Regions from separate parts of the Homo sapiens genome. Here region 1 is linked to region 2. A link is a loop called in an ENCODE intact Hi-C map of the cell type or tissue named here. Cell type or tissue: PC-3. All regions are shown on one strand. Links, peaks and the distances in the headings refer to the core of each region. The heading gives the core; the rest is flanking DNA. Region 1 overlaps LOC107986081 (a long non-coding RNA gene). Region 2 has its middle 160 kb from the start of MIR138-1.

Region 1 (15,635 bases), core at 5,017-13,016, 75 kb after region 2:
ATAAAGGAACAAGACTTTCAAAATGCTGAGGAAAACATTTTCAGCCTCGAACTCTATATCCAGCTAAGCAACCAAGGGTGATCTCTGGAAGCTAGTACAGATATCCCAAAATAAAGGAATTAACAAAGAAAGAGGATGCTATAGGATCCAGAAAAGTGATTCAACACAGAAGAGAGGCAAAGGGAATTCAGGGTTTGGTAAGTGAAGCCCCTGGATGACCACTGGGTGACAAGGATGACAGGTCACCAGCTCAGATTGGAACAGGAGGAAGGACAGCTTCTGGAAGGACATCTCCAAGGTACAGATGGGATGGATATGTTTCAATATACCCAGGGGAATTTTACATCTCTTCTGCAGAGTTTGTAGGGAGAATTAGTGATGGCTACATAAATTATGCAAGTGGAAGCAAAGTCAATAATTAATTCCAGGGAAAACAAAAAGTCATATGCAAAAGAAAATGCAACACTTTTCTGGAGCAGCTTGAACAATGTTTACTTAATGAGAATAACATGTTCATTGAATAATGATTTAACAAAACCTGTGACATGATTACATGGGGAGGATGTAGAAGGGAAAGTAGATGAGGTAAAGGTATCCTTTCTAAAACCCTCAGCAACCATAGCAGGAAGGCAGGAGATTATGTCTAAAATGGAAAAGTCAGGATTCAATAGTATGTCTTTTACTCAGAAAAGTGGAGGTAAATATGAAAAGTATTTGCTGAATTGGGACTTGGGGTGGGGAAGGTATGGGGAGGGGAACACTACATTTTTTTACTAGCCTTATAGTAGTATTTGACTTTTTAAAACGTGTATGTATTAAGTTTGATAGAAATAGAATTAAATTTTAAAACAAGGCTGAGCACCATGCCTGGCCCAGGTAAGTGCCAGCCATTGTGGGGAAGCTGTTCTTCCCATTCCTATATCTTGCCCTCTTGGTTTTTCTCAGCAAACCCTGACAGGCAAGTTACAAAAGTTGGCCATTGTGATTCACGGAACTTCGTCTTTCACTTCTACACTCAGGAGAGGCCCCATAATAGCATCTTTGGTGGTGGTTGTTTTTTTGTTTTTGTTCCTTTGCTGTGTTTTGCCTTTAAAGAGAAGGTGCCTGAATGCTGGACTTTGCTGGAGAAACTCACAGTGCATGAGAAACTTTGATTCAGAATGTTTTTGGTGCTGCTTCGGTTACTGAAATAACTGACTGGTGTTTAAAATAAGAAATCTGTACTTTTCACCTCATATATAACTAGAGATTTTTCTTATAAGGATTTTATTTATGTGAAAAATTGGACTGTCTTTTGGAGTACTGGAATGGATTAAATGTTCCCAACTGAAATAAATGGCAGAGGCCTTTTTTGCAAAACACCCCTTTGCCTTCTGCCCTTTCTGTGGGAGGTAAATTGAGAATGCTATGTCAGGGAAGAGCTGTGCCTGGGTAGAGTGGATTTTTCTGTGCAAATCAGTGAAAGGGTTGATAGTTTACATCTGGGCAGCTGAGTGGGTAAAGGGGACACCACTCTGGATTCCCAGGGCAGAGGGGACTAGGAGGAGGCTAAGGGCTGGGAATTTGCAGAAATCTTTGGAGGGTATGGAACTTGAACTTCACTGTGGCCTTATGGGTCTGCAGTCCTCTTAGCTGGATCTGGTAGGGCCAGAGAGGCCTAGCTGACCTCAGAGTTGCAGGAGTTGCCCAGGTTTTCCTGGCATTATCACACCCACGTAGCTGTCTTCACTCCATTAGGGATTAGCAGGTTCTGGTATTTGGTATTTGTACAGAAGACAGGCTTGCCTCAAACTGAAAAAAAAAAAAAAAAAAAAAAAAAGAAAGATTCTGGATGACCAAAGTGTGTTTCTTTTCTTAAAGTCATTTTCCCTCCCCCTTTCCTAGAATCAAGCCAAAGTTGCTCCCCACCCGATGGGGCACCCCTCTGCACAGCTCAGTGCAGCTCATCGTCTGCTGTGACTTAAATAGCAAGAAGAATTTTTAAAAATAAGTTTTGTCATCAGTCTTGCTTGATCCTAAGCAACACTGCTCCAGCAGATGTGGCAAAATCCTCTCACAGGCCAGCTTGCTTTGTTCCAGAGGCAATTTGTGCAGAAAGCAGCAAGTTCCCTGGTGCTAGAGGGCACAGAAAAGGACCTGCCACCCTGCCCCTGTGACTGGGGGGCAGGCAGGGGCTGTGTGTGGGTATGAGTGTGTGTGGGGTGTGAGGATGTGGGTGTGAGTGGGAGTGTGCGTGCGTGTGGGGTGGGTGGGGCTGGGGCAGGAGGAAGGAGAACACAGCTCAACCTAGTTAAGAAGTTGAACCCAGCTTTCTGGGTATATTCTTTTTTAACAAAGAGTGGTATGTTCTGTCTTAGCTATTCAGCCTCTTGGTCTGAAAATCTCAGCAAGAATCCACCAAGTTTATTTTTAAAATGCTTGTAATTTGAAGATGGACTTCAGAAAGACTTGATGTTTGCACGGGGCGGGGCTTTGGGCCATTGTAGATCATTTCTTGACCTTTCTGCAGTGGGGAGAAGAGGGTGCTGGTGAAGTAGGAGGCACTCATCTTTTATTATCAACAGGAGAATATGTTGTGTTTTCTGTGAAAAGTATAGGTAGTTTAAGAAGAAACGCGTTTCTCCGTGGTGTGGGTTTGCCATATGTCTGGATTGCCGCCATGTGACAACTTGGGTCCTTATTTTAAGGACAGTACTCAGACAAAAAAGCGTGTGTCCCTGAGCTGAGAGCTTCACATACAGTGACTCAGTCCTTTCCTGGGGTGTCACTGGCCATGGGGGTACCAGTGATGATTTTAGGTGGAATGTGGTGAACACTTTTACTTTAAAAGGTGTTTGTTTATTTTAATGTGTATTAGGAAAGATCAAAACCAGGATAAGTCCATAATTACATGGAGAGATGAAATTCCTGTCAAACAAATAGTTTAGATTCTTAAAATGAGAGTTTGTTTAAGAAAATTACCAGTTAAATACTAATCCAGGAGCGCATCACCCCAGGTTAGGTAGGAGAAATAATTCTCCCTGACGGTCCCCATGGCGATACGTATGAAGGGATCATTTGCAGATCTCTGGGACAGGGCAAATGGGGGCCCTAAAGAATGCTGAGGTCCCCAGAGAGTAACCTCAGAGTGATGCTGGGCCACCTTAGGCCTGAAGAGTCAAAGGAGGGAATCAGAGTCCACTGACAGCCAGAGCCACAAAAGGGGCACAGCCAGGGGCACAGTCGGCACCAGAGCGAGGGGGGGGCAGGGAGAGATTCTCCCATCTCCCTCCTCCCGCTGCCTCAGCCCTGCCAGCACCTGCCATGGGCCAAATCCAACCGGAGACCAGTGGGCTACGAGCCCAGTGAAGTCCACAGTGTCCACCTCCCCAAGAGTACAGATCTGGGCAGAGACTGGATCCAGGTTGGGGCAGGGTGGAAGCAGAGAGTAGCCAGCAGGAAGTGGGCTGTGGGCATGGCGGGAATGGTGGAGATGGTGAGTGAAGCTGGGTCTGGCTTCTCACGATGGTCCAATGAGGTTGGTATGGATTAGCTCACTTTTCAGATGACAAGCTGAGCCTCAGAAAGGTTGAGAACGTGCTCAAGCTTACATTACTGGTGACAGAGCTGGTTCTCAAATCAGGTCTATCTGATCAGAGAGCCTGAGCTCTTAACCATTACACACACACATACACCCAGCTCATACAAAACCCAGCAAAATGATACTGGAGCTATGTTCACAATGAATACAAACAGTAAATCGAATCTTAAAAGTGTACTTGAAGTGCTGATGTTTTATTTCCATTATCTCTGTGGTTGGGGGTGCACAGGTAGGCCTCCTGTGTAGACAGGTTCTGTGCTAGACCGCTGGACTACATCCTGGTTCACCCGAGGCCTTGTGATTCCAGCCACAGAAAACAAACCCTATTTGTCCAAGTGCCAGAGTCTGGTTGGCTCTCTTCAGGGTTCACACTCAAGGACAGGGCTCCTGGCCAAATTAAAGTGGGGCCTGGGAGAATTCAACTGCACTTAAAAAATAATAATAATTGCATGTACTTTCTTTAATGAGCTCTCATTCCCACTTGGCAGCAGGAACACTAAATTCAGTCCACTCCAGCAAAGCCCAGTCTAATCCAATAAAAATGTTAGTCTAATCCAGGAATTCGATCACTGTCCAGTTCAAAGGTCTCTCTCCACAAGGTGCTTCCCCTCCTCCACCTAAGGGGAATATCCCAGGGACTTGCTGCCAGCCCACAGCCCATCAAGCAGGGGCAGGGAGAGCCAGCACCCAGCGGGGGTGAGACTGCACAGCCTCATGGCTGCTGTTCTCACCCTATTCACTCGTGTCCACCTGCCGTCTCTGCACATTTGATGATGTGGTCTGCCTCGCTGGACGCCCCACCCGAATGCTGAGGGGCCTACAGAGGCACAGTGGCTGCTATGGCACCCTCTACTCAAGCAGGCTTCACCTCCCAGCCCCTGCCTGCAGGTCACTTTACTCCTCTGGAAGTCCTGTGAGGTGAGAGAGTAGCCCACTGCACTTTTGAAGTTGGCTTTTAAAATCGCTATGGATGAGATTGGGGGCTTGGCGGGGGTAGGATGGAAATCCCTGCTTGGTTTCACGTAGCCCAGCCTCCCTTGAATAGAGAGCGTGAGGTGCCATGTAAGGGGAAGGTACGATCCTAGGGCAGCAAGAGTGAGAGTGAAGGAAGGAACACAGGGAAAGGGTGGGGGGAATGCAAGGCGCTGTCTTGCTGAGCCGGCCCTGCTTCAGCAAGAGGCCCAGCTGGTCATTCTGCCATGGGGGATGTCTCTGAACAGATTTACAGAAATGCCATGCCTCGAAACAGCCCATCATGGAGGAATGGAGTGGGGATTTATCCCTGGTTCTCTCCTACCTCTTGTCCCCCACTGGTCAGGGGTGAGGGAGTCAACTCTCCTGTGTTTCTGGGCCACATCGCCTATCCTATCTTCTGGGAAGCCAGACCCCGTGTCTGGCGGCATGGCTCATCATGTGAGTCTGGGAGCTGGGAAAGCAGCCAGAGCTTTCCACAGGGGCTGTGCTTCCCAGAGCCCATCATGGCAGAGGCTGGGCATGGGGGAGACTGTGGAAAGAGCCTGAGGTTGCACATGAAGGGTCAGATGCTGTGGGGATGTTTTGTTCTTGTTTTAAATATTCTAGAAGAAATTGGGCTGAACCAGCATCTAAAATACTTCAGTAAAAAATACCGTGGGTGACTGTGTGTCTTCAGAATACCCAGGACCAAGACTGGTGGAGGCCTGAGTAGCACAGAGACCTGGGACTTCCTTCCTTCATGTGAATTGGAGCTGCAGCGTATCGTGGTGATTAGACTCGGGGTTGTAAGGCAGAGCTGCAGCTTCCTTAGCTGCACTGCTTCCTGGTAGTTAAGAAGGTTACTCCACGCCCCAAGCCTTGAAGCCCTGATACACAGATGGGAATTACAGCTATATCTAACTCACCAAGTTGTTGTGAAAAGTAAATGGGATAAGCCAGTGTTTCTCACATTTTGGGTATTTGCATACCACCTTCACACTTTCCTCCTTACCTGTGTACCATCTCTTATTATTTAGTTGATATTTTTTTTAAATTGGCCCTATTTTAAACCTTAGCCTCATTCTAAGCGATAATATCTATGAATTCTCCAGGTAAACATGAAGATATATATATATATCTTCAATATAGATATATAAATATATATATATATCTTCAATATAGATATAAAAATATATATATATATATATATATATTTTTTTTTGAGATGGAGTCTCGCTCTGTTGCCCAAGCTGGAGTGCAATGGTGTGATCTTGGCTCACTGCAACCTCCACCTCCTAGGTTCAAGTGATTCTCCTGCCTCAGCCTCCCAAGTAGCTGGGATTACAGGCACCTGCCACCATGCCTGGCTAATTTTTGTATTTTTAGTAGAGACGGGGTTTCACCATGTTAGCCAGCCAGGCTGGTCTCGAACGCCTGACCTCAGGTGATCCACCCGCCTCAGCCTCCCAAAGTGGCATATATTTTTTCTAATACACAGTAGAATAAGATGTTAGTCTTAGATTGTTAGTCTTAAACTGAGAAAATGACCATCTCACTCATGAAAAGTAATGCAGTGCTACACTTTGGTGAACACTGAGCTGATCTTTACATTCAGGCAGAATCTGGTGTTCGGCAAATATTTGCTATGCTGGCACCTTCGATGCTGGCCGATGCTTTGTCACTTACTTCCTGAGTGTGGGCTGCTCGTTTATCTCCAGCTCTTCTGTCTTGCTTAGGAGCATCTTGCCAGTGGAGCGATGGCCGTCTCCCACCGACTCTGCAGTTGCTCATGGACCTGGCTCTTCCATGCCCATGCAAAGGCCTTCTTCTTGAAGCTCTTGTCATCCATCTCTACTTCCTTCTCCCCTCCCAGTGGCCATCTTTCATAGCCTCCTGGTCATTTCCTTTCTTCCCTGAAAGCTTTCGCACCTGCCTCTTGGCTTTGCTCTCCACTCTAGGCTTATCCATAAACCTTGATGACTTCAATGACATCCAACATCTTGTCTCAAAGGTCCTTGACCTCTTCACCTCCAATAACTATCTTCCCCACGACCTCTTCAGCAAACCTGGCACAGCCACATCCTATGGAGCATGCCACCTGCTAGAACTACACAATCTCAGAAATCTTTCCATCTCAGACTTCACCCTCTTTCCCTCCAACTCCTTGTGGCCTTATTCCCATGTTTGGTTCTTTAAACTCATTAGAACTCAAATTCCTTGATGCTCGCTTTTCTCACAGGTCTGCATCGACCTTCACTGCCCAGTCTAGGCCCCATGAGGCATTGCTTAGCAACTTGGAAGTTCCTGGCCATTTTCAGATTCCACCACACCCACCTGCAAAGCCCCAATCTTGGAGCAATTAACCTACCTGCAGGCCAGTCCTATTCCTGGGACTGCAGTGGGGCGTGTGTGGGCTGAGCACTGTTGAAGAAAATCTACTCATCTTTTTCTCAGAAGTTTGTTTTGTTCTTATTTCCCTATTTGTGGTACTGTTTCTGTTAGATAAGTGTTCTGAAAATGATAAAATGCTAAAAAAAAAAAAAGTAAAGTATTTGTATCTTTATCATAAAGACCTGACCTCTCCCATGGAGGGGTTTACAGTCAATTGATTAATTGTGAGAACCATGCCCCTGTAATCATTTGGATTTTACACTTCTGTTTGGAAGGCCCTTCCCCTTCTAACTCAACTTTCAAGACTGTCCAAAATCAGTTCTTACAGGAAATCTTGTCTGTGACCCAGACTTGGTTAGGTGGTTCCTCTCCAGCTATGCTTTCATAGCACTTATCACAGGACTTTGCAATGAGCTACTTATGTAGCTGTCTCCCCTATTTGACTGTGATGTGGGTTTTTGAAAGGAAGGACTTTGTCCTACTCTTCTTGGTTCCTCCACCTCTCACCCCAGAGCAGATTCACAATAGTTGCTTGTTAAACAAAACTAAAATGACCTAAAGCCAGAAGGAGAACTTCAGCATCTTTTGGAGAAGAAAAAAAAATTTCTTGCATTAAAATTATGCTAAGCTGCAATAGACAATTAATATTTTGTCTATTTAGATCTCCAACTATGTGTTATGGAAGTTAATCACAGGATCACTTCCTCTTGGCCACTGTTGATTGGCTTCAGTTGGGCCAATCAGAGTGTTCCCTGGGATCTTTTGAACTGGAATTAGAGTACAAGACATAGTTCCTCCTTGTTGGTGAAGCTGTGAAATGTGAGGCAGGGGGGCTGCTGAGAGCCATGTTCACCTCCATTTAGAAGAAGCCAGTGTGCAATGAGAGTGATGTACACAGGACCAGAAGTGGATTCCTGCTTCCCGCTGTTCCAGGTGCCTAGGCTGCCAGTCTGTGAGAGATACAGACAGTCCTCTCATCAAATTACTCTTGGTCCTAAGGTAGATAGAGCTGAGTTACTGTCGTTTACAGTTAAAAGGAGCCTGACCTATTCATGTGCTCATCCTTTGCTATTGATTTTTACTTCTCTTAGGACAACTAAACCAACTTAAAATAAAAAATGGTCAAGAGATATGGACTGATGGTTGACCTGATAATTTAATGACCCTTATTTTTTTCTGATTATTTTGTTAGGGTATAATTTACCCAGAGTAAAATTCTCCCTTTTTAGTGTATGGTTCTGCAAGTCTTGAGAAAAGCATAGTCTTGGAACCATTATCACAGTCAAGATAAAGAACAATTCTTTCACCCCAGAATTTCTCTGTTCTCCTTTGGTGTTTAATCTTTGCCCCAATCCCAGCTTCTGGCAACCAGTGATCTGTTTTCTGTCCTTATAGTTCTGCCTTTGCACAAATGTCATGTATGTGGAATCCTACAGTATGTAGGAATTAACACAACACATGTACGATTCATCTGTGTCATTGAGTGTATCAGTAGTTCAGTCCGTTATCTTGCGGTTTTGTATTCCGTTGTACAATGCACCACAGTTTCTTAATCTATTCCCCAGTTGTAGGACATGCGAATTGTTTCCAGAGGGTTTTTCTCAGTGTCTGCTTCAATCTTAGCTTCAGGTATTATTGCACCTGCACCTCTGAGAGGCTGTCTCTCCTAGCAATGCTCCTGCCCCTGTCCTAGCAATAGATGGTGTCCCTTGTTACCTGACACTTGTTGACCCAGTCACAGTGTGTGGGTGGGAGAAGGAGCGTTCTTTGTTCTGATTCAACCTGTCAGGCAGGCACCATGCCGGTGTCTCAAGAATGAGGCCTTCTAAATGACTCTGCACTGCCCCCAGCTGTAGGAGACTTTTACTAGTTTGAGCCTCTTTCTCAGGGGTGGAGATTTTTTTCTGTTCTTTTCCTCCAGCTGCAGTGGGTGCTCTAAAGGCAGCGGAGTCCGCTGCCCTTCTCTTAGCAACTTATCATCATTCCACAGGGAGGAAGGACCTCTTACTGTTCCTGCAGCAGCTGCTGCTGTTCCCTTGCCCAAGGGCTGCACCACGAAAGACGCTTTCTCAGGACTCTTGCTCTGCTCCAAATCTTTCTTATGAGTGCTTGGTGAGATCAGGGAAGAAAAGCCTGCTAGTATGTACAAATTCCCTCGTGTCTCAGTCTCTTTGGGTTGCTATAACAAAATACCATAAACTGCGTGACTTATAAACAACAGAAATTTATTTCTCACAGTTCTGAAGGCTGGTAAGTCCAAGATCAAGGTGCTGGCAGATTCATTGTCTGGTGAAGGCTGGCTTTCCTCAGAGATGGCTGCCTTCTCACTGGGTTCTTATGTGGCAGAAGGGGAAGCCAGCTCTCTCTGGGGTTCCTTTAATAAGGGCACTAGTCACATTTATGGAGGCTCTGCCCTCATCATGACCTAAGCACCTCCCCAAAGCCCCACCTCCAAATACCATCACCTTAGGGGTTAGAGTTTCTTTTTTTTTTTTTTTTTTTTTTTGAGATGGAGTCTCGCTCTGTCACCCAGGCTGGAGTGCAGTGGCACAATCTCTGCTCTCTGCAAGCTCCGCCTCCCAGGTCACGCCATTCTCCTGCCTCAGCCTCCTCAGTAGCTGGGACTACAGGTGCCCACACCATGCCCGGCTAATTTTTGTGTGTGTGTGTTTTTAGTAGAGATGGGGTTTCACCGTGTTAGCCAGGATGGTCTCGATCTCATGACCTCGTGATCCACCCGCCTCACACTCCCAAAGTGCTGGGATTACAGGCGTGAGCCACCGTGCCCGGCTGGGGTTAGAGTTTCAACACAGCACCTGCGTCTGTGGCACCCAGGGGCTCCATATTTTCACACTAACCTCACTTAGGCTTTAGCAAGTCATTAAAAATTTTAGGTGAACTCTTCTCACTGACTAGTATGGCATCTGGTGACATCTGTTCTAGGTAAGCAAGTGCTGATGTCCCCTCTTTCCTTACAGGTACTTGTCTTTCTTTAGATTTTGAGTTGTTTACCCTGTGGCTTCAGCTCTCCTATAGGTTCAAGAAAAGTTGTGAATTTGCACAATGGTCAGTTTTTTCTCATCGTAAGGGTGGAAATGATGTTTCCCCAGCTTTCTACATCTTAAGCAGAAACCAGAGCCCATCCTCACTTTTAAACAGAAGGTGGGAGGACAGAGCCCCAGTGGTGAAGGGAGAGTCATTGGCTTAAAGCTGGGGGAGGGGACTCCCAAGGGCCAGCTCCAGCCCTGGCTATATTCCAGTTGAGCCACAGGTGTTTGAACAAAAACTTGAGTTGGCTTCAAACATTTTAAAATCTGAAATTTTCTCATTTAAAAAATCTGGATTTTTGCTTTCTCTTGGAAAAACTTCCTGCTGTGATCATCACCAGGATACTTTTTTGGTGTGGGGCACATTCTCCTTTCCCTGTCATCCCCACCCCCCCACGGAACACTCACCTGCTTCACCCATTTTCCTAACCTGCCTGGTCCCTGTGGGCAGGGATGGGGCTGAACCAGTGTGCTCTGGTAAAGTTCTACCAGTGGTGGAGATGTCAAAATAGTCCCATGCCTGTGAGTAAACAGCCAGCTCCCTGAGCCCTGGGAGAACCCATCCATCAGCTAGACTGGCACCTTCCCTAGGACCTTCATTCCCAAAGGGGTAAAGTTAGCAAACCCAGTGGCTGTGGTGCAAAGCTGTGGCCGGCACCTGTGCTGACTGCTGTCCTGGCCCATGCTAGCATAGGATGCCTACTGACAGGATGACACTCAAAACACTGAAGTTTGCAACTCCCGACTTAAAGTACCACACACAAGCTCCTTGCTCTCAGAAGGTGGAAGCAGGTAGAGTGATGCTGTTTAAGGTGATATTTTCAAACCTTTCAAGCCTAGTAGTAGAAATCAGTGTAAGCGGTGAAAATGTGCTTTGGATATTGGTTCTAGGAGAGTAAAGAAGAGACCAAAAACAAATAGGAAGTGAGAAATTAAAGAATACATCGAAGAGAAGCTTAAGCTACAGGAAAATCAAGAAACAGGGCTGATACATGTCGGAGATAAACGAAAAATGGCTATACCTCAGGGTAGCCCATTATCAGGGATTTTTTGGCCTCTTTCTACTTTAAAATGATACATAATTACAATAAAGTAACTGTTTTGTAATTAAATACCAAAATAATTAAATTTGAAATTAAACATGATAACATCAAGTTGTTCTGACAGGATTAATTTGTGTCTTAATCTGATAAATCACTTTCATTATTATTAGGATTAAGTTTTAGAGGGAAGAAATTGCAAAAGGAATAGTTCCCGCATTCCACAGAGAAAGACTGACAGGGCTTTGATTCCTCTCACACAGAGCTCTCTCAAAGGTCAAGTGCTGGAGGCTGATTTTTAAGGCACAATTGGAAGAACAAGAGAAGATATTCTTGAAAGGACTGTTTTTCTGATATTCATACCTCAACTATTTTGTGCTTGGATTTTGAAAAGTAACCAAAGTTTCCTCACAAGTTTCTGATCGAATAAATAAATTAATCAGAAGCCAAAAAAAGTAGCCAAATTAATAGTTTCCCATCAAACAACAAACATTTAGTGTCTGTTTTGTGCTAAGTAATACGCTAGAAAATGCAAGCGCATGGGAAGACATGTAAAATACAGTCTCTTCTTTCCAAATGCAAGGCTTTCTTCTCTTGCTGTAAAGAAAAATAATGTATGCATATAGAAAATAAGATGGCAATCCGAAATTCAATAATAATAGAAGGTGCCTATTTGGTAAGACCACAGTACCCAGATATTTTGTTAAACTGTATTTGTTATTCGATATGTTCTGTGAAGGTATTTTTTTTAGAAGAGATTAACATTTAAATCAGTAGACTTTGAATGAAGCAGGTTACCCTCCATAATGTGAGTGGGCCTCATCCAATCAGTTGAAGACCTTAATAGAAAAAGACTAGCCTCCCATCAGAAGGGGAATTCTGCCAGCAGACCACCTTTGGACTTGAACTGCAACTCTTCCCTGGGTCTCCAGCCTGCTGGCCTACCCTGCAGATTTTGGACTTGCCAATCCTCCACTATCACACGAGCCAATTCCTTAAAATAAATCTCTCTCTATATATATATATACACACATCCTGTTGGTTCTGTTTCTCTGGAGAACCCTGACTAATTCAGCACCAAAGTAAGAGATGCCTCAGGGAAGCTCACTCTGTCTTTGGCAGGCTCTATTGTTATAGCAGCAAAGTGCTACAGGTTGGATGAGCCCACGGTGCCCTGATAAAACTGCATTTATAGAAACAGACAGCCCGCCCGTGGGCCACAGTTGGCCAATATGTTTTTTTAAAACTATTGCACAAAAATGTTATTTATCTTGACTACTGAGTTTCTTGGTGTCCCCTTCCATTTTTCACTCCAGATGATGCCTCTCTTGCCCCAACACAGTCCCCACCTGGCTCCTCAAGCAACGTGATCTGAATGGTGTCCATGGGGATAGAGTTCAACTAGCAGGACCAGAAAGCAGCATGGACATGCTGGAAAGATGGCCCTACCATTCTGTACAACCTTGAATAGCTCTTAAACTTCATTGGGCCTTGTTTCTTCTTCTAAAACTAAGTGTTGTAAAAAAAAAATATGAATATAGCAAGTCTTCACACAGGTAGCATCCTGGGTGGAGTGATCTCCATGAAAAGGCCCAGTGAATCCCTGAGATGCTGGGTCGCTGCGCAGTTTCCCAAGGTTCTGGCCATGATCCCTGCTCCAGCCAGCCCAAGGAGAAAGCCTGGGTGGCCTAAGAGGAAGTGCCATCCCTGGTAGGGTGGGCTGAGGGGCCCTGGGAGTGCCTGCCTCTTGGGCTGGATGAAAGTGGACACCTGCCTTCAAGCATGTGTCTCAGTCCACAAGTTATAGGAGAAAGAAGGAGAGGAGAAAGCAGAGGTAGAAAACAAAAGAATCACTCACCCTACAGACTGCCTGCCAAGTTCCTCTGCTGCCTGGAAAGCCCAAGGAGAATTCAGAGATCCCATTAGGTTGGAGCACAGGGCAGGACTGCTTAGGGCAAGATGCTGGTCAGGCTCTCTGAGTTCCCAGGCTCTCAATTTAGGGATTGTTTACTACCCTGCTGGCCTCTCTTTGTATTAGCCACTGCAGCCTTTGAATAAAAGGCATGATGGAGTTGCCAGCCAGAAGTCATTGTGGCCTTTTCTCAGGATCTCAGAGGGCACCCTTTGTCCAGCAAGGTGGCTGCATAGTGGATGATACTTGAAGGGTGTGGCAAGATTTACAGGGACTATGGGAGACTGGCACTGACTCATTGGTTTAGAAAGGACTTGCTAGGCTGGGCAGGCCAAGGTGGGAGGATCCCTTGAGCCCAGAAGTTCAAGACCAGTCTGGGCAATGTGGTGAACTCCATCTCTACTAAAAATACAAAAAATTAGCAGGTGTGGTGGCATGCGCCTATAGTCCCAGCTACTCAGGACACTGAGGTGGGAGGATCACTTGAGCCTGGGAGGTTGAACCATGATTGCACCACTGCTCTCCAGCCTGGATGAGACAGAAGGAGACCCTGTCTCAAAATAAATAAATAAATAAATAAACAAAAAACAACAACAAACAAACAAAACAAAAAACAAAAAACAGGACCTGCTAGCTGCACTCATTGGCCACCCCACATTGGACTCAGGGACATTGCTCACACCCTGTGTGCCCTGGGACAAGTTCCCTGACTACTTCATGACTCAGCTTCCTCATCTGTAAAGGTGTAATCATAATGATAATAACCCCACATGTTTAGCAAATTATTTAGTAGAATGAATGGAGTGCTTTGCACAGAGTAGTTGCTGAACAAATTAGCTGCTGTGTCTATTATTGGTCTTGGGCTGGGCAATGACGTAGGCCAGCCAATCAAAATCCTTCTTTAGGATTTTGTAAACTAGCAGTGGGACAAAAGGCCAGTCCCTCCTAGGTGATGAAGCTTTAAGTTGCAAATGGGGGAGCCATTCCCTGCCATGTACAGGAAGCTGGTTCTGGGAGGACAAAGTCAGAGAAGCAGAGATGGAAGATAGAGGTGAGCTCCTAGTGGCTTTCAAATCCCTGATTCCAGTTGTTTCACGTGGCCCAGCTGCACCTCAGTTGTTCCTGCAGTGTATGATCCATCAAACAAATTCCCCTTTGGGCTGTGGCTAGTTTGAGGGGTATATTAGCATGCTAGGTCTGCCATGACAAAGTACCACAGACTAGGGGGCTTAAACAACAGAAATTTACTGTCTCACAGTTCTGGAGGCTGGAAGTCCAAGCTCAAGGTGTCAGCAGGGTTGGCGTCCCGTGAGGCCTCTCTCTTTGTCTTGGAGACAGCCGCCTTTTCCTTCTTTCTTCGCATAATCTTCGCTCTGTCTAAATCTATGTCCTAGTCTCTTCTTATAAGGACACCAGTCACACTGGATTAGGGCCCGCCCTGATGACCTCATTTGAGTTTAGTTACCTCTTTACTGACCCCCATCTCCAGATATAGTCACATTCTGAGGCACTGGGAGTTAGGACTTCAACATATGAATTAGAGGGGAGGTGGGAAGGTGCAATTCAGCCTGTACTGAGGCATCTGAGTTTTTTCTGTCACCTGTAACCAAGAGAGTCTTGACTGATATGCATGCATACTCATAGAAAATAAAATCTGGGAGAATGTTTATCAAAATCTTAAAAGATACTATTTCTACACGGTAGATTAAGACTGACATTTGTATTTGCTTACCCACATTTTCAATTTTTCTTCTGTAATAAACATGCATTCTCATTGTAATAAAAATGTTTTAAAATATTTCAAAGAATTCCAGAGCCTTGCAGGTGATGGGATGGGGTAAAACCTAAGGGTGACATCTGAAAGCAGCCAGGCAGTGGGAGAGGGCGTAGGTGCTGATTGCTGTGGACAAGGTCTGAGGGCACCCATGGTGTGCCATGGGGTGTTGGCAGAGACTGCCTGAGACAGCTCGGAGATCAGGAAATAAGACATCCCTCTGCCAGTTAAACCATAAAGCATGCAAAAATGGATCCACACAGAGAAATGCCAAGTCACCTTAAAGAGGCAGGAGGGCTGCAGCCCAGACTTGCTGTGATTGGAGGAATTCAAGAGCTAGAGGCAGTGTGTGTTGGGGGCGGGGAACACAGGGGGAACAAGAGAAGAGGGAACGAGAGGCTTGTGGGGTTGGGAGCAACAATAAGCGTCTGGAAGGGATGGTCTTGTGAAAACCAAGCTGCCGTTTGATCCAGACGTCTTGGAAAAATACAAAGTCCCTGTTAGCCTCTTAGGCTTGGCTGCATTTTTGTAAAAAAAAAAAAAAAAAAAAAAAAAAATGGGGAAGCCTTCTGTTTTTCTTTCCTCTTGTTTGTTTATGGTAGAGAAAAATGAGGTTCCTGTGTCTAGACCAGAGGGAAAGGGGGTAAAGACCATGAAGAGCCATGCTGGCCACCTGATGGGGCCACAGGCACTGAGACCTGTCCTTGGTCAGCCAGCATTGGGAGAGGTTTGGGGAGCGTGTGCTTGAGAGAGGGCCGTCATGCAAGAGGGGTCCATCAGCATTGAGGGAGGGGAGGCCTGGGGATAAGAAGGATGAGTAGATGCTCCCCAGGGGTGGGGAGAGCCCGGCAGCCTTCCAGTACAGTCATCTCCAGGACTGCAGAGAAAGCTGCTTCCTGTTCTGGGCTCTGTCATACCCCCCTTCATTACTCCCCAG
Region 2 (15,635 bases), core at 4,164-12,163:
TACCTCCCAATAGACCTCCCATACTCTTCTTAACTCTGCCTACACACACACACACACACACACACACACACACACACACACACACACACACACACACACAGTTCATATATACATGGAGAGAGAGAGTGAATAAAAGGGACCAAATGTTCTAAATGTTAAAAATTAGTGATTCTGAATGAAGAGCATATGGGTGTTCATTGTCCTAGTATTGCAACTTTTCTCTATATTTGAAATTTTTTAAAATAAAATTTGTGGGAGAGAAACAGAAAAGAAACTGGGACTTCTCTGAGAATCCCCGTCTCTGGCCTAGGGCAGCTGATGAGTTCTGTGCCTTCCTGCCTCCCTGCAATGGACCTCACCAGGTGCCTCTTTCACTCATTTCTTTTCCTGGGCAGTGGTGAATACCAGACAAGTGGATTATTTGGCTTCTATGGAGGACCAACTGTGTGCTTTACCCTAAGCAACACACCAGCTTGTATGCAGCTTAGGGACACAAGGGGCACCGTCCAACACTGACACATTCCAATGCCAAGCCACAGAGCCCAGTATGGGCTCTTGTGTTTGTCATGGGGAGCTGCATGAATGGGCTGAATGAAGGCCAACATAGACACAGAGCCTTCCCAGTGGGCAGAAAATCTTCTGCAGTATGTGCAGAACACAGGAATTGACCAGAAAAGAGACAAGCGCAGAGAAGAACCTAAAAAAAAAATTGAACAAAAATGGCATATTGAATGTCTTTTTAGGAGCTTAAGCAGTATAGAAATAAATACTGAGAGCAACGAGAATGTCAGTTCACGCAGTTGTCTTTAGGGTGAGCAGATGCCCTCGTGTACCCGGTGTAGTCCCTGTTGCCTGATCATGTCCAATCTCAGAAGTGTCTCGATTTAGATGTTAAATTGTGTGGTCACCTCACTTCTCTCCCTTTGATGCTTCCTGTTATTAATTTGTCAAATATTTGCTGTGAACCTCCTGGGCCAGGGCTCTGGGCTTATTCATGACAGGGTCAGCGGCATGGTTTCTCCGGCTCAGAGAGAAGACTTTCATTCCCGATGCACGGCAGAGCAGAAAGAGCAGGGGGTTTGCAGCCAGGCCGAAGAGAGTCTGGATTCCTCTTCTGCCACCAGCTCTCTGGCCAAGTAAGGAACCCCCCATGACTCAGTTTCCCACCTATAAAATGAGGACATACCATGTTGCAGTTTTTCAGGATGCTCTAAGGATGAACTGTAGGGAGTGAAAAGTGCCTGGCACATGATATGTTTTCAATAAATGGTGTTATTATTAATAGGGAATCTCATCAAGGGTTCTGTAGCTCAGAGCCCTTCCCACTGTAGAGTAGGCCACCTGCATGTGGCCTGTGCACGCACATGTCCTTCCCCTTCATGGCTCCTTTCTCCCCTGCCCCCGTGCTACAAGGAACTAGAGATTACAAGCTCCTGCTGTCTACCTGGCCTCTTGCCAACACTCTTCCACTTGTGGTCATAGCTAAGCCTCACAACTATCTTTTGAAATTGATATTGCCACTTTATAGGTGAAGAAATTTAGGTCCGGAGAGATGTAGATATTTGTTATGCACTAAAATTCCTCTTAGGGCACTGTGTGGTTTAAGGAAGTACAGCCAGGATTGACTACATAATTGGCAGGGCCCAGTGTAAAGAAAATAAGGAGTCCCTTATTCAAAAGTTGTTACGAATTTCCAGATGCTGACAGCAGAGCATTAACCAAGTGCAGGGGTCTTCAAAGCAAGAGGTCCTGAGCAACTGGACCAGGCCCGTAAGTTGACCCTGAGTGTAGTCCTTGGAAAAGTAGCTGTGGTGAGCAGGTGAGGCCCCCAGGGTGGATGCAAGCAGCAGATGGCTTCTGTGCTGCTATGTGCCACCTGGGAATGGATTAGCTTTGCTCCTGACAGCAGAGGAATAAGGAGGACATCTGGAAGGCAGAGGAAGGTGTGTTCTGTGCTATGTGACCACCCTCCTGTCTTCAGTGGAGTTTACTAAAACACACAGCGATGAGTAGGGGCGGAGCAAAACAGAGGCAGCCCTGAGGGGTACTGAGAAAGTGGGCTTCAGGAATTCATAGAGACCTCAGGGGAAGACTGTGGGTTTTCAAAAGGATTGGGCAGCTGGGCCAAGTTTGCTCAGCTCTCTGCCTGTTGGGTGAGGTTCTGAGGCTCAGGGAACGTGTCTACAGGGCAGAGGGAGGGGCTCTCTGGGGCTCTCCTGGATCCTCCACTTGTGCTTTAACCAAAGTAGCCCGGCGTTAATCTGCTTGATATCGGGGTTCTCCTCAGAATCCACTGGCAAAGGTTTACACAGTTGGGGCTCCCTGAGCAGCTGTCTGTGGTGGGTGGGTGTGGGTGGAGGCCTGTCCCCTGAGCCCCTCCCATGAGGTGGAGCAGTTGCCTGAGCGAGTCAGCTTGCAGTATCCTTAGCTCAGCCGAAGCAGGCTTCTGCATCATGCTGGGCTGCTGGAGAAACAGCCTCCCACTGCAGGTCTTGCTTCCCTCAGTTTCTTTGAATCCAGCAGTATTGTTGGAGAATTCTAATGGCAGACAATGTAAATGCATTCCCCAGCTCTCCCTGGAGTGATGTGGACAATAACTACGAAGGTCTGCAAAGTTCATAAACAGCAGAAATTTCTCTAGGAAGCTTTCATTCACCTATGGAAATTGCCAAAAGGCTTTGGGTCAGATCTAGCTCACAACTGGTACATTATTTGGCCTATACAACACTCAAAAAGTATTTGGACGCAGTGTTTAAAAATCAGAGATTTCATGTAAAATTTTGGATTTTGGGTTTTTCTGGGGAAAAAGTGCCAGCTTTTGGCAACCCCAGCTTGTTTCTACCTGTAGCTAAACTTACCTGCATGGCACAGCAGGCGCTTCCTTTACCTGGCACCGTTCTGCATTCACCATGCCCTGCACCCCTCACCCATGTCATTCACTTTATCATGGACTTTGTGAACTTTTTACCTGGATTTTGTGAACATGTGCACTTGCTCTGGTGATGCTCACAGTAATGTCATAAACACACTTGCCAACCCCAAATGTCTCCCATGGAGTTATTGGACTTCAGATGCCATTTAGCACATCCTTCATCTCTGAGCATAAGCCTCTGGCCAGGGCTTTAGAATTAACTGAGTTTGCTTAATTTTAGAGTTAAATGTTTTATCTGTTTTGGCAAGGTGAGTTTTTTTTGTGACATAAATGGATGCTGTGAGTGCAGGTCCTTAAGTCTGGATTCAGAAATCAACTTGCTCCTTACAAACTTTACACTGGGTCCAAGGGCTTACATTTTCAGCAACTTTCTCAAAGATTATCTGAGAAGGGCTATCTTTGGACCCTATTATCTCTCTCTAGCTCTCTCTCTCTCTCTGCAAGATGAATTCAGCAAAAGACCTGTGTGGCGGATTATGTTATTAGCAGAGCCCTCGCAGGAGAAGAGTCTCTGGATACTAAGCATGTCGATAATTACGTCCTTGGTTTGAGGCCAGAACCCCCTCTCCCAGCCCGGCTGCTTGCCAGAGACCACAGGCTTCCGCAGCCCTACACGGGGAGAGCTTGGAGCCCCAGCCTCCCACTCTGGAGAAGTGAGCTATTTCTGTGTGTGTACGTGGGAAGGGTGGGAAGACGGAAAGAAAAGTGAGAAAATGTATGTAAGCAAATATTTCAAAAAAAAAGAGGGGGAAGCTCATCTTTAAATGGCATTAGAAAATAATCAATGTGATCCTGCCAGACCCCAAAATGAACAGCAGGCCCCATGTCCCTTTGTAGCCCAGGGAGACACTCATTGCCAGTTGCAGCCTCCGGGCAGCCTGGGTGTTCTCAGGAAAATGAAGCCAGTTTCAGTTCCCATCTCACCTGCCTGGAAATGATCAGTGGGGCCCTGAAACTACTGTCAACCCAAGTTGCAGAAGATAACTGTGCTCTGTTCCGCCGCAGTCTTCTAGAACGATGCCTGAAATTTAACGTGTCTAGGGCAATGCCAAAATGTACTTCAGCGTGATTTTCTTACAGGAACAAAGGATGATGATAAGAGAGGCAGGAAAGGGAGTCATAAGCCGAGGAGTTAATTTTGTTCTTTAATATGCAGGAAAAGCAACCAGGCAAGTTTCCAGCTAAACAAGAGTAATTTCTTCTCATCAAGTCTTTTCCTCCCTATATGTTCTACCAATTCTAAAACTAGCCCCTCCCCACTCTCCCTCCTTCACCTTTAAGGGGCACGTTGAAAAGGTAAATGATGAGATTTTTGAGTGAATGCAGAATGAATAGAACTGAGATGAGAACATGGTGACAGAACTGATTCAGCTGCTGATCAGGGACAAATGTCCACAAGTGACTCAAACCAAATGAAATTGCACCAAAAACATCACTTTCAGTTTTGAGAGTATTTTGACATTCAGGCTTTTCTTTGTTTCAGTAGTTTCAGAAAGTGTATACATTTGCTTCTGTTTTAGGCTTTTGATTCACATTCCAGTTGAAAGAATATGGATTTGGTTCTATTCGAATTTGGCAAACTAACATCTTTTTTTGGGTTTGGCTCTCAGTTGAGTTGAGACCCAGGCACACAAAAGCACTAGCTCAGAAACATACACAGTTCAACATGGCAAAGCTCACCAGAGCCAAATAGTTTAGTTATTGATTAAAATAATTAAAATATCAGAATCTAATGGATGGCAAATATCTGAGGAGCTTATATTTACTCACAGGAAATTGAGATAAGCCAGTTAAGGAGCCCCTCTTTCACAACAAGCTGGGGATTGGTCATGTTAAAGAATCACCCAAGAAATCTTAATTCACATTGCTTTTAAACGTGTATATTGACGTCAGCTATTAACGTGGATGAAGACAGCCTGAACTTTGGTATTTCCTTCAGTAGTGGACACTGTTGGTACCCTGCTCAGATTCCTTTACAGCTCATAGCTGCTGTTCCCCAGCCCTGGCCTCAGCCTAGGGAACAGGAGCCACCTCCCCGCCCTGGGTTACAAGTCACCGTAACATCCACAAACCTGACCAGTGACTGGCACAGAATTACAGAAGTCAACTCCTTTGCCTCAGGGTGGGACAACTCTGGGGTACAATTCATGCTTCAGAGCTCCCTTGGGAACAGGCTGAGACTGGTCTCCAGCTGAGACCACACCCTTGTTTAGCTCCTTCCCCTGCTCCTTCATTCTTCTCTGAGGGCCCCTTGTTTAGCTCCTTCCCCTGCTCTTTCATTCTTCTCTGAGGGCACCCCCAACTGAGAATCCCCATCTCAGGCTCTGCTTTCTTCCAAGTGCTGTTTAGGTGAGAACAACTCTCTTCTGAAGGAAGTCATATGTGGTTCAGATGTGCTCTGCTGAAGTCCTGTCCAGTATCTTAATATTATGTTCCAGTGACCTGAAAAGTGTTTGTGACTTAGCAAACTGGTGGTGTTCTCTGGGATAGGTGCCTTTGAACACACAATAGGCAAATTTTCCTTGTCCAGGGGCCCCAAGATGAGTAGAGATTTCCAGTTACTAACAAGAAAAATATTAAGTCAAAGTGACTCTGAATTTCTTTCTGAGCTAAAAGAATCCATTCCAAGTAACACTTCAGTCCCCATTCTCTTGTATCCTAAAATGCAAAAGAAAAACAAAACAATAGAAAATGCCTCAACCCAGCAATTCTATTATCAGCTCTCAGACAGCTCTTTCTCCACTCTTCCCCCGCCACCCCAAATTGCTCTTTCTCTCCCTCTTATATATCTTCCACACAGCTGGAAAGACCATTGAATCTAAGAGGAAAATCAGCAAAACCATACAGCTTTGTTGCAACAAAATGGCACTTCCTTCCTGGACACCCGTGTTTGAGCTCTTTTGCATCTGTATGATGGTGCTTGAGGACGTGATTCTGTGTTGTATACCTCATTCTGTTGACTTGATGTCTACACTAACTGTGACATAGGCAGAGTATGGAACTTCAGATCGCAAGTAAGTAAATAAGTGCTGACCATCTGCAATGAAAGCAATATGTCTGGGTTGGAAAGAGCTTGGGGAAATCTTTTAACTCTACAGTTCAGTATTACCGATGGCCCACTCTTCTGGCACACTTACATCTGCAGCAGATGCTGTTGATTCCCTGCCTGAGGGCTTCCATGCCACAGGAAGGGTCTTGGCTGCAAGCAGGAGAGATCTGAAGTGAATGATAGTAGGGCAGTTACACCAACCAATGAGAGATGGGAAGAGGTACAGAAATGTCCCAACTCCTTATTCTGCTCGGAGACCTCTCTGAGACCATTCCATATGGTCCATCCTCAGGGAGTCCCCAGTGGGCCTGAGCCCTTCTGTTTTCTCCATGACAACCCATTTATTAATATAGTCTTTATTCACTTTTCTCCCTTCCTTCTCTTACTTTCCCCACTCATTTCTGCTTCCTGAAATCACCTCTTAGAGAAACTGCCTGCACCCAAGTCCTTATGTTGGGTCTGCTTTTGGGTCATCTAAATAAGATCCCTCCATCCATCCCTCCATCCTGCCATGATCCCCTACTAGGTTCCAGCTACTGGACACGGAGAGGGGAAGGGAAATCAAGAGAATCCCGAGCTGAAAATATATCCTTTCTCTTTCCAGAGATCTCTCAGTCTACTTGAAAAAGATGATTACCATCGGATGGGGCAGTGCTAGAACAGCTGGAGACACAAATTGTCATAAGAACACAGAGGAGAGAAGAACAAACTCAGCCTGGGCATACAGAAAGTCTTCAGGGGGAGGGAGGCATGTGTCTGCTGGGCTTGAAGGATGTGTGGCACAACAGAATGATGCATAACTGGAAGAGGGAGGGTCCAAAGCTGGCACAAAAGGTGAAAACTTACATATGACAGAAAGTACACTTTTGATACTAGAATCCCATTCAGCTTAGTATCACTGACAGTGCCTAAAATTTTCTCTTTTTCTCTCTCTTTCAGCAAGACATTTTTTGTCAATTAAATTCTTACATGTCATGAGTCCATGGATACTTTCCAGGTGGAAAGAGAAGACGAAAATGCATGGAGGCGTGAAGACACGTGTGGCGATTAGTTAGGGTTCTGGGGTGTAGGTGAGTGGAGCTGAGAAGGCAGGTGAAGGCCAGGTTGTGAGACACACTAAGTGTCATGCTAGCAAGCTTGGACCTGTGGGGTTATGGAAGATATCAGAGGTTGTTGAGCACAGGAGTGAAGACTCTAGAGTGATCTTCCGAAACACTTATAGTGGATTTCTTATAAACACCATATAGTTGTGTCTTGTTTTTTTTTAATCCACTTTGTCAGCCTGCCCTTTAATTGTTATATTTACACCACTTCTATTTAAAGTGGTTATTGACATAGCTGGATTAATAACTATTGCATTTGTAACTGTTTTCTATGTGTTGTTCTTGTTCTTTGGTGCTTTAAAAAAATCTTCCCCTCTTTTTCTGCCTTCTCTGATGTTAACTGAGCATTTTATGTGATTCTATTTTATCTCTTAGCATATCAATTATACTTATTTTTTTAAAGTTCTTATTGTTTGCCCCAGAGTTTACAATATGTACTTACAACTAATCAAAGTCCACATTCAGATAACACTATACCGCTTCACAGGTAGTGCAGGTGCCTTACCACAGAGTATTCGTAAGTCCTCACTCCCCTCCCTTGTAACATTGCTGCCATTAATTTCACTTAGAGTGACTTTCAAAACATAAATCTGAACCAAAGTGAGTGATGAACTGTAGTGAGACAAAAATAATCTGAGAATACTTCAAAATCTTGGAGGCAAGAACTGCTATGTGGTAGATTGTTTGCAAACATGGCTAAAAATAATTCTACCCTGTACTGTGCCCCTTTGCAATGTGACTTTACCACTTCTCGTCAATAAAGAAGTGGCATTTATTTCTCCACCCCTGGAATATGGGCTTGACCACATGACACTGACCAATGAGTCATCAGCAAATGTTCCGCAAGCAGGACTTGCAAAGTGCTTGTGCATTGGAGCTTGGCCTCTTGTTACTGGTACATAAAATCTGAATGTCATCCCTGTGTAGGGCCATGCTTAGTTCTGCTACAAAGAAACCAAGAAACCTTTACTTCTGCATGTTCTGCATTGTGGTCTGGGAAGCTCATACCTGTTGCTTTTGCAGGAAAGTCACATCTTCCGGCCACTGGCCCCTCTGGGACTGCACTCAGCTGCCAGTGAGTCAGCCCCTATCCATCACAGGCTCATTAGCTACTGTGTCCGTTTTCTGGACACTGCCGGCAGACAGCCCTCTGTTCACTGGTCTTTTAATAGCATTAGGAAAACCCTGGCTCCAGTCACTCCTCTGGTCCTTCATATGCATGAACATTCACCAACCTGCCCATTTTATTAAGAAACAGCCAAGATGCAGTATGCTATCCACCCTCCCACCGCCACACACACTTTAAATAGAAAATAGGCAGGAGCCAGAAGATTTATGACCCATGATTTGGAATGCAGGAGAGAGCACAAAGGAGCACGGAGATGTCCTTGGAGTTCAGACCAGTGGAAGTCGGTCCCATCGTGGTGCAAGGCCGCTCACCAGGTACGGCCTCCATCACTCACACCCGGTCAGATGCGCCACCCGCTGTCCCCAGCTCCGTCTCTCTGCTCATTCCTGTAAGCTACTGGTGGCAGCAGCACTTAATCACCACATTGCCATGTATAAAAATTTAAGGAGTCTGCTGTCTCCAAGAAATGAATCCCAGATCATTTTAGAATCTTTCCTCCCCCATTTTTATTATTTCTTTCTTCTCATTCATCAGCCCTAATTTCACCAAGGGGGCTTCCTTTGGGTGTTCTGAGAAATCTTAATGCAGGGTTAAAGTATTGCTCAGTGTGCCCCCGAAAAAGGACAGCTGGAACCACCCAGTGTAGAAGCCCTCCCTGCCCATTTGATGAGTGTGGACGGCTGCTTGCTTGAAGGGTCTTGGGCCCTTCAAAGCCACTTTGCAATCCTGGACCTGGTTTCCCACTGTTTTGCCCAATGTCCTTTTGGAGCAGCAAGCAGGCTTTCCTGGAAGAGGCAAGGAATGAGAGGACCCCAGTTCCGATCTCACCCCACTGCCTCAGCCCAGGTATGCCACATCTTCAGAACCTCTGCATTCCAAGGAATGAAGGGCCTTGCCTTGTTTCACCTGTACAGCTCAGTCTCGTGATAGGCGAGACCGTTCTGAACCATCTCTCAGAGTACCTTACATTGCTGGAGAGGAGTGGTGGTGAGGCGGTGGGCAGGGGATCGGGTAACCAGGTCTTCACTGGCAAGAGTCAAAATGACGATTGTGTTGGGGCCTGGACACTATAATAGCTGATGGCCACATAAAGCCAACCAGGGGACAGCGTGGCATGGTGTCAGAAACATGGCCTGGGGTGCAGATGGGCTGGTTCGATTAGCTACATGGCTTTGACCAAGTCACTTGGCCTTGCTGATGCTCAGTTTTTACATCTGTAAAATAAGGATTGTTATCAGGCTTAAAGGGAATATTAACTGGAAAGCTGTTGTTATGTACACACTGAGCCAAAAAGAGCAGAAACAGTTGATACTGTTGTTATTACTGTGCTTATAATAAAACTATTACTATTATTATTAATGCTGGAGACACCAATTCTGAATGGGGACAGTGTGTGAGCCTGTGCTCACAGGCAGCAACCTAGAGCCAGGGCTACAGGGGCTCAGGGGCAGTGGCTTGGGATGGGGCAGGGCCAGATCTCAAGGCCATACTCTACCGGGCTTTCCATCTGGCCCAGCCTGAGTGTTACCCCCTTCTGCTCCTTTCCCAGGCAGTAATCCCATCCCTGGATTCCTGGCAACCTCTCAGTCATTTGCCTCAGTTTACTTGCACACGTATTTGACAGGAAATGGATGGCAGGGTTTTACTGTGGAGGGCTGTGGGGTCCCCTCCTATGCCACAGGGTCAACAGATGATCTTTAGGTTATAGATGACTTTGGCAGTTCCCCAAAGGGTTTCTCACTGCCGTGGCCTTTTGTCAGAGAGCATAGTCTTTTGTGTTTATGGGTGGAGCTTTTGCCCTCTGAGAGTAGCAGCTCCTACCAATGTGCACAGCATTCTCATAAAGAAAGAAACCAATAAACCAAATCAAACAACCATTCCCAGAATTGCTGGGGCAGGAGGAGGCGCAGGCTCCATTCATTAACAAAACCAGTCCTGGCTATTATCTTTAATACGTGGACTGAATCTTTATTGCGTTTTAATCTGCTCCATTCATTCTTTGTGGGCCAATGATTTGATTCAGAAACCAGAGCAACAATTTCAGGACTGTAATTTGTTGACAAGGTACTGGTTCTTAAAAATTCCCCCGTATTCTTGTTCCAGGACTATGGAAAGAACATCTGTTCTAAAAGTCTAGGGATCTAAGTTCCAATTCTAATTTAGCCACTAACTATGTGGATGATTACAGGGAAGGCATCCAAAGGTATCTTTGTTTGGGTTTTTTCTCAAGGCAGACCCTGAAATAAGCACCTGTGTTCAGGGAGTTTATTGGGAGGGGTAAGGGAGTAGGGTGAGTGGGACAGGGAAGGAGAAAATACAAGAATGGATGTGGTAACTGGAGAACTGGGGCTCAGTTCTGCTGGGGCCTGTCTGAGAAACCATGCTGAACACACTTAGAATTGTCCCAGTGCAGGCTGGGGTGGCTGGAACATACACCCATCGACTCTCAGCATCCCCATTTGAGGGTTGCTCCAGGAATATCAATGCCTCCAAACTTCAGTTGTGCCTGCTTGTGACACAGCAAGCTCTCATGGCACTGGAGAAAGTTTCAGGTAGAGAAGGTGGCAGCTGTCATGCAGGAACTGTCTCCCACAGCTGCAGATTAACTCAGGTGGCTGAGGGGATATGGGGTGGGGCATAGTGTCTGCTGCAAGGGTTAGCCCATTGTGTGGGGTGGGACATACTGGAGCGGGCTGAATTGTATTGTATTGCTTAGAACATGCTGTATGTAGGATATAATCTATGTTCCCAATATAAACTTGATGGCCTTTGGCTCAGCATCCTGACCTGTAAGGTGATTAGCAAGGTTGCTGCTGCAGAGGTGGCTGATAGAACCTGATATCCACTTTCCCCTTCTCCCTCAGTAACAGAATTTCTAGCTGGGCACACAGTCACACAGGAAACAGACTACGCTTCTCAACCACTTCTGAAGATGGGTGTGGCCATGCATTCAGATCAGGCTAACGGGGTGTAACTGGAATTACAGCATGGTGACTTCTGGGAATCGTCCTGTAAAACAGTGGGTGCTGCGCTTTGCCCTTCCTTCCTTTCTCTTGATCCCTTCTTATGGCTCTTATGGCTGGGATGGGGTGTGAGAGCCATCAGCTTGGACCGCGAGGGGAAGACCACACCTGGTGGCACTGCAGGGAGCCAGAAGGAGCCTGGGTCCCTGAAGACTTTGTTCCTTAGCCCCCAACTAGAAGCTCCAGCCTTTTACTAGAGAGAGAGAGGAATAATCTTTTATCTTGTCTGAGCCACGAGGCTTTGAGTCTCTTGTTACTAACAGACTAACTTAATCCTAAAGGATATAGTCCTTCACAGTTCTAATACTTTCCCCTGAATTCAATGTTTGTTTTCTCTCTTTTTTTTTTTTTTTTTTTTTGAGGTGGAGTCTTGCTCTGTCGCCCAGGCTGGAGTGCAGTAGCGCGATCTCGGCTCACTGCAAGCTCCGCCACCCGGGTTCACGCCATTCTCCTGCCTCAGCCTCCCGAGTAGCTGGGACTACAGGCGCCCGCTACCATGCCTGGCTAATTTTTTGTATATTTAGTAGAGATGGGGTTTCACCATGTTGGCCAGGATGGTCTGGATCTCTTGACCTCGTGATCCACCTGCCTTGGCCTCCCAAAACACTGGGATTACAGGCATGAGCCACTGCAGCCGGCTGTTTGTTTTCTTTTGAAATAACTGGAGGAAAGGACTAGAAATCCTTGCTGGCCTCCCCTGCCCCTCTTTGGTGGGGGGTAGGGGGTGGTGGCTGGGGAATGGCAGCTACAGCACCTTCCCATGCACGGATGAGCTTCCATGCAGTCCCAGCCAGCCTGCCTTCTAAAATATTTGAACTCCTTGGGCTTCACCTGGGGCTGCAGCTCCACTGTCACAAAAGCCACCAGCCCCCAAGCACCTTTGCTGTTTGGAGGAGTCATTATTTTTGTGCCCCATGTGCTGCTGAGACAATCTTGTCCCAGTGCTCTAGGTGGGTGGAGCAGATGCTGCGGTTCCCCAGGCCCATCTTGGTGTCCCATGCTGCCCGGGGACACTCCCTACATGCTGACAGCTGCCTCCTCCAGTGCCTGCATCCTCTTTCTCTTCACAGGAGGCTTCATCTTGCACCACAGGAGTTTGCTCAGCCTGCGTGTTTGCACCTCCAGGGACAGCTGTCAACCGGGGGCTCTGCAGTTAGACATCCGACCTTCTGTCCCTGTGGGACAGTTCTGAGGTGCATTCTGCACAGTTCCTCAGAGGATCCCTCTAAGGGTGGAGCCCTAGTTGCCCACCGTGGAGACCCACTCACTAACACACTCCCTTCCCTGGATTCCCCTCCACAAAAAACACATGTACACCCAAGTTCTCATCTCAGAGGCTGCTTTTGGGGCAATTGGACTTCCATGAACTCTGCAGCCTAGAGAGGTCCAAAGACCTCCCCAGAATCTCCACTAATTCCTAGGGACCTTTAGGTTTCTGTGTTCTTGGCTCATCCATCCAGACATACTGTTCTTATTTGTACTTGAATCAGCCTGGTCTCAGAACACAGCCCTTTCACAGGTGTCCAAAGAGAGCCACTCCCACCAACATCTCAAGTTTTGCAGACCTCTGGGTTCTGGGAATCACATGTCCTTGCGGTCTCTGTGACCTCCCCTTCCCTCTCTTCTCTTCCCATTGTCTCTGTTTCTACACCCCATCCCTCTGGATTGCTCCAGAAGCTCTCAATTCTCCTTCACCCTACAGAGCTGCTGCCTTTAGACCCAAGGAGCCAAACCAAGCCCATAGGTTGTTGGCAGAACCGGGGACCCTCCATTGAACAGGACCCACTTTCCTCAGAAGAATGTGGGTTTTTATCTGTACTTCACCCATCAGGAGAGCAGGGCTTACAGGCGTGATATTGGGCTGCCCAAGGTCACAGGGCTAGTAAGTGGGTACGGCAGACTCTGTCAGGGCCCGTGGGTATCCCCTCAACATTCACCTTTCCACACTGAAAAATGCTAAGGGAAATCCCCCGAACTTTCTGCCTCAGGGTTCCCCTGCCTTTCCAAGGGACACAGGACGAGTTGAAGTGCCAGAGAGTGAATGTCCTCAACCGATGATGGAAGGGTGTTGGAGGACACATATCCCAGTTGTTGCCTCTGGCTGGGAGTGGGAACATCTCTGAGCCTCACTTCCTGGAGTGGTAACTGTTTCATAATTCACTCTAACTTATGCCTCCCCTCACTTTCCACTCCTGACTGATGTTTCTTGGGGTCTTCTACCAAGTCAGCCTCCAACTCCTTGTTTCACAGTCTGTGTCTGGGGGAATCTCAAAATAAGGCAGTAGCGGAGCTGGAATTTGAAACCATGTTTGGCCAACCCCCAAACAATGCCCTTTCCAATATACCACATGTGCCCTGCAGCATCTCTTGGGCATTTCTGCCTGTTGTCTGGTTGCCAGTGCCTCCTGGTACTTGCAATGCTCTTCTGTTCCTGACTAGACAGTGCCCCTTCCCCAGGGTTCTATCTAGCTTCCAGTCACCCTCCCTTTCCCAACATTCTGGCCTGGCTTGGAGACCGCATGCTGAGCTAGGAGCTCTGTCCTGAGACGGTGGGAACCCTCCTCACACTGAGACTGTGGGGGTGTAATTATTCATGGCTGTGGTTTGCCTGTGGCCTGGTGTTTCCCAAGCTCTTTGCAACTGTTTAGATGCAACCTGCCCAACATTTCTCTGATGTGGCTATAGGAAATTGCCTCTTTGTTTTCTTGGCCCTCTACCCAATGCCTTCGAAATGGGCCACTCTTGGAAGGCTCATCTGTCTGCAGTTATACAACCTGCCCACCTCTCCCACAATAAAAATGATTCAAAACTAGAGCATTCCTGAGGAGGGGCGTCGATCATTTTTTTGGCAGGCCCTGTAAGGGTGACCAGCACAGCCAAAGGGTATACAAATAAGGGACACCTGACACCATGTGTGGTGGCTGGAGCTTATTCCAGATTCATATACTGTTTGGCTGTGTGGGATCCCTCCCGGGGCTGTCTGTGTCACAGGACAGTTCTTAGACACTTTCTGTCCCTAATCAGAAAGGGGTTAGTTCCTGGGGTCTGTGTCTAGGGGATCTTGGAGGTGAAGGTGTGAGAAGGTATCAGTGGTGTTGCGGGAGAGACCTAAAGGGCTGGACACAGGACGACCTTGTAAAGCACAGCCTTTGTGTGGAGGTGGCCTAGCAAACCCAAGTGAAGCTTTACCAGGAAGTTCATTAAGCTCCTCCCACTTGTCAACTGGTCTCACAGAGGAGGGTCCCTGTCAGAGATCAGAGATCATGTGGGCCTTGCCCAGACTCCTGGAGGACACAGCCTTAATATTGCCCCTTCCACAGTGAAGAGTAATGTGGAAACTTGGAGTTAAGCCTCTAAGTGAGGCCAAGGGCTACTTGCAGTTTGAATAATGAGATGCTTCCTAACTCAATGCAAAAAACCACCAGGTGACTTAGTTCACCGGGAGCAGAGTGCACTAACTGGGGACTTTAGCTGGGACATGATTACTGAATATATAAATGTATTAAAAATGCAATATAGTTTGGCTGGAACATCTGTGTGTTTGGCCATGAGTGACGGTCTAACAAGAGACTACATTAGAAAGAGGGTTCTGGATCCCCATGAATTCATACTTGCTGAGAATATAATGAGTTCCTTAGTTTTTCTAAAGTGTTCTGAAACATCAAATCCTAAATTCACTTCTAGGGCTGTTTCTTTAATGATTGATGGATGTTCTGCATACAAAGGATATGCAGTAGCTACCTGGCCCTGGTCTCTTCTCCTGTTCAAATAGATCATCCTCTTAGATTCCTGTTGGGTGTGTTACAATGGTGTTAATAATCTAGACTATTAAAAAGAACATCAGTCAGCATGGCTGGTGGGAATGTAAAAAGGTACAGCTGCATTTTGTGGAAATCAGAAAGGAGGAAAAGTGTAAATATTAAATTGTAAATTGTAAATAAAGCCACATAAAGGCTGCACTTTATAAGGTCATCCTGTGTCCAGCCATTTGGGTCTCTCTCTCACCACCCCTGATACCTTCTCACAACTTCACCTCCAAGACCTCTCAGACACAGGCTCCAGGGACCAACTCCTTCATGATTACACCATCAATTTTGTGGTTCCTCAAAAAGTGGAAACCACTTTTGTGGTTCCTCAAAAAGTTAAGCATAGAATTGTCATATGACCCAACAATTCCACTCCCAGGTATATATACCCCAAATAATTGAAAGCAAGGACTTGATCAGATATTTGTACACTAATTTTCATAGCAGCATTATTGATAATATTCAAAAGGTAGAAACAAATCAAATGTCCACAGATGAATGATTAACAAAACATGATACATAGAGGTGGCTGGCAAGGTGGCCGAATAGGAAGAGCTCCAGTCCACAGCTCCCAGAGACATCAACCCGGAAGT

The links. Hi-C counts contacts between places; a loop is a spot of excess contacts. Peaks named below come from ENCODE experiments on the same cell type or tissue, not always from the same donor. Only the 100,000 strongest peaks of a DNase experiment are listed, where the experiment ranks them.
Region 1: it touches region 2 in a loop (1.9-fold over the local background); 1 of 110 quality-filtered maps calls a loop at or near these places.

Annotation. Positions count from the first base shown.
Region 1 is chr3:43,872,497-43,888,131 of GRCh38, reverse strand. All of the region lies in intron 1 of LOC107986081 (a long non-coding RNA gene), which reads left to right. Among named protein-coding and RNA genes, the nearest start is that of ABHD5, 190 kb to the right of the region's middle. In PC-3, for the core only: a CTCF peak has its summit at 8,781 (motif pointing left); a DNase peak (open chromatin) is centred at 8,731; H3K27ac peaks cover 475 bases.
Region 2 is chr3:43,946,453-43,962,087 of GRCh38, reverse strand. No RefSeq gene overlaps it. Among named protein-coding and RNA genes, the nearest start is that of MIR138-1, 160 kb to the left of the region's middle. RefSeq lists an enhancer at 12,380-12,439. In PC-3, for the core only: no CTCF peak of the experiment used is centred there; a DNase peak (open chromatin) is centred at 7,927.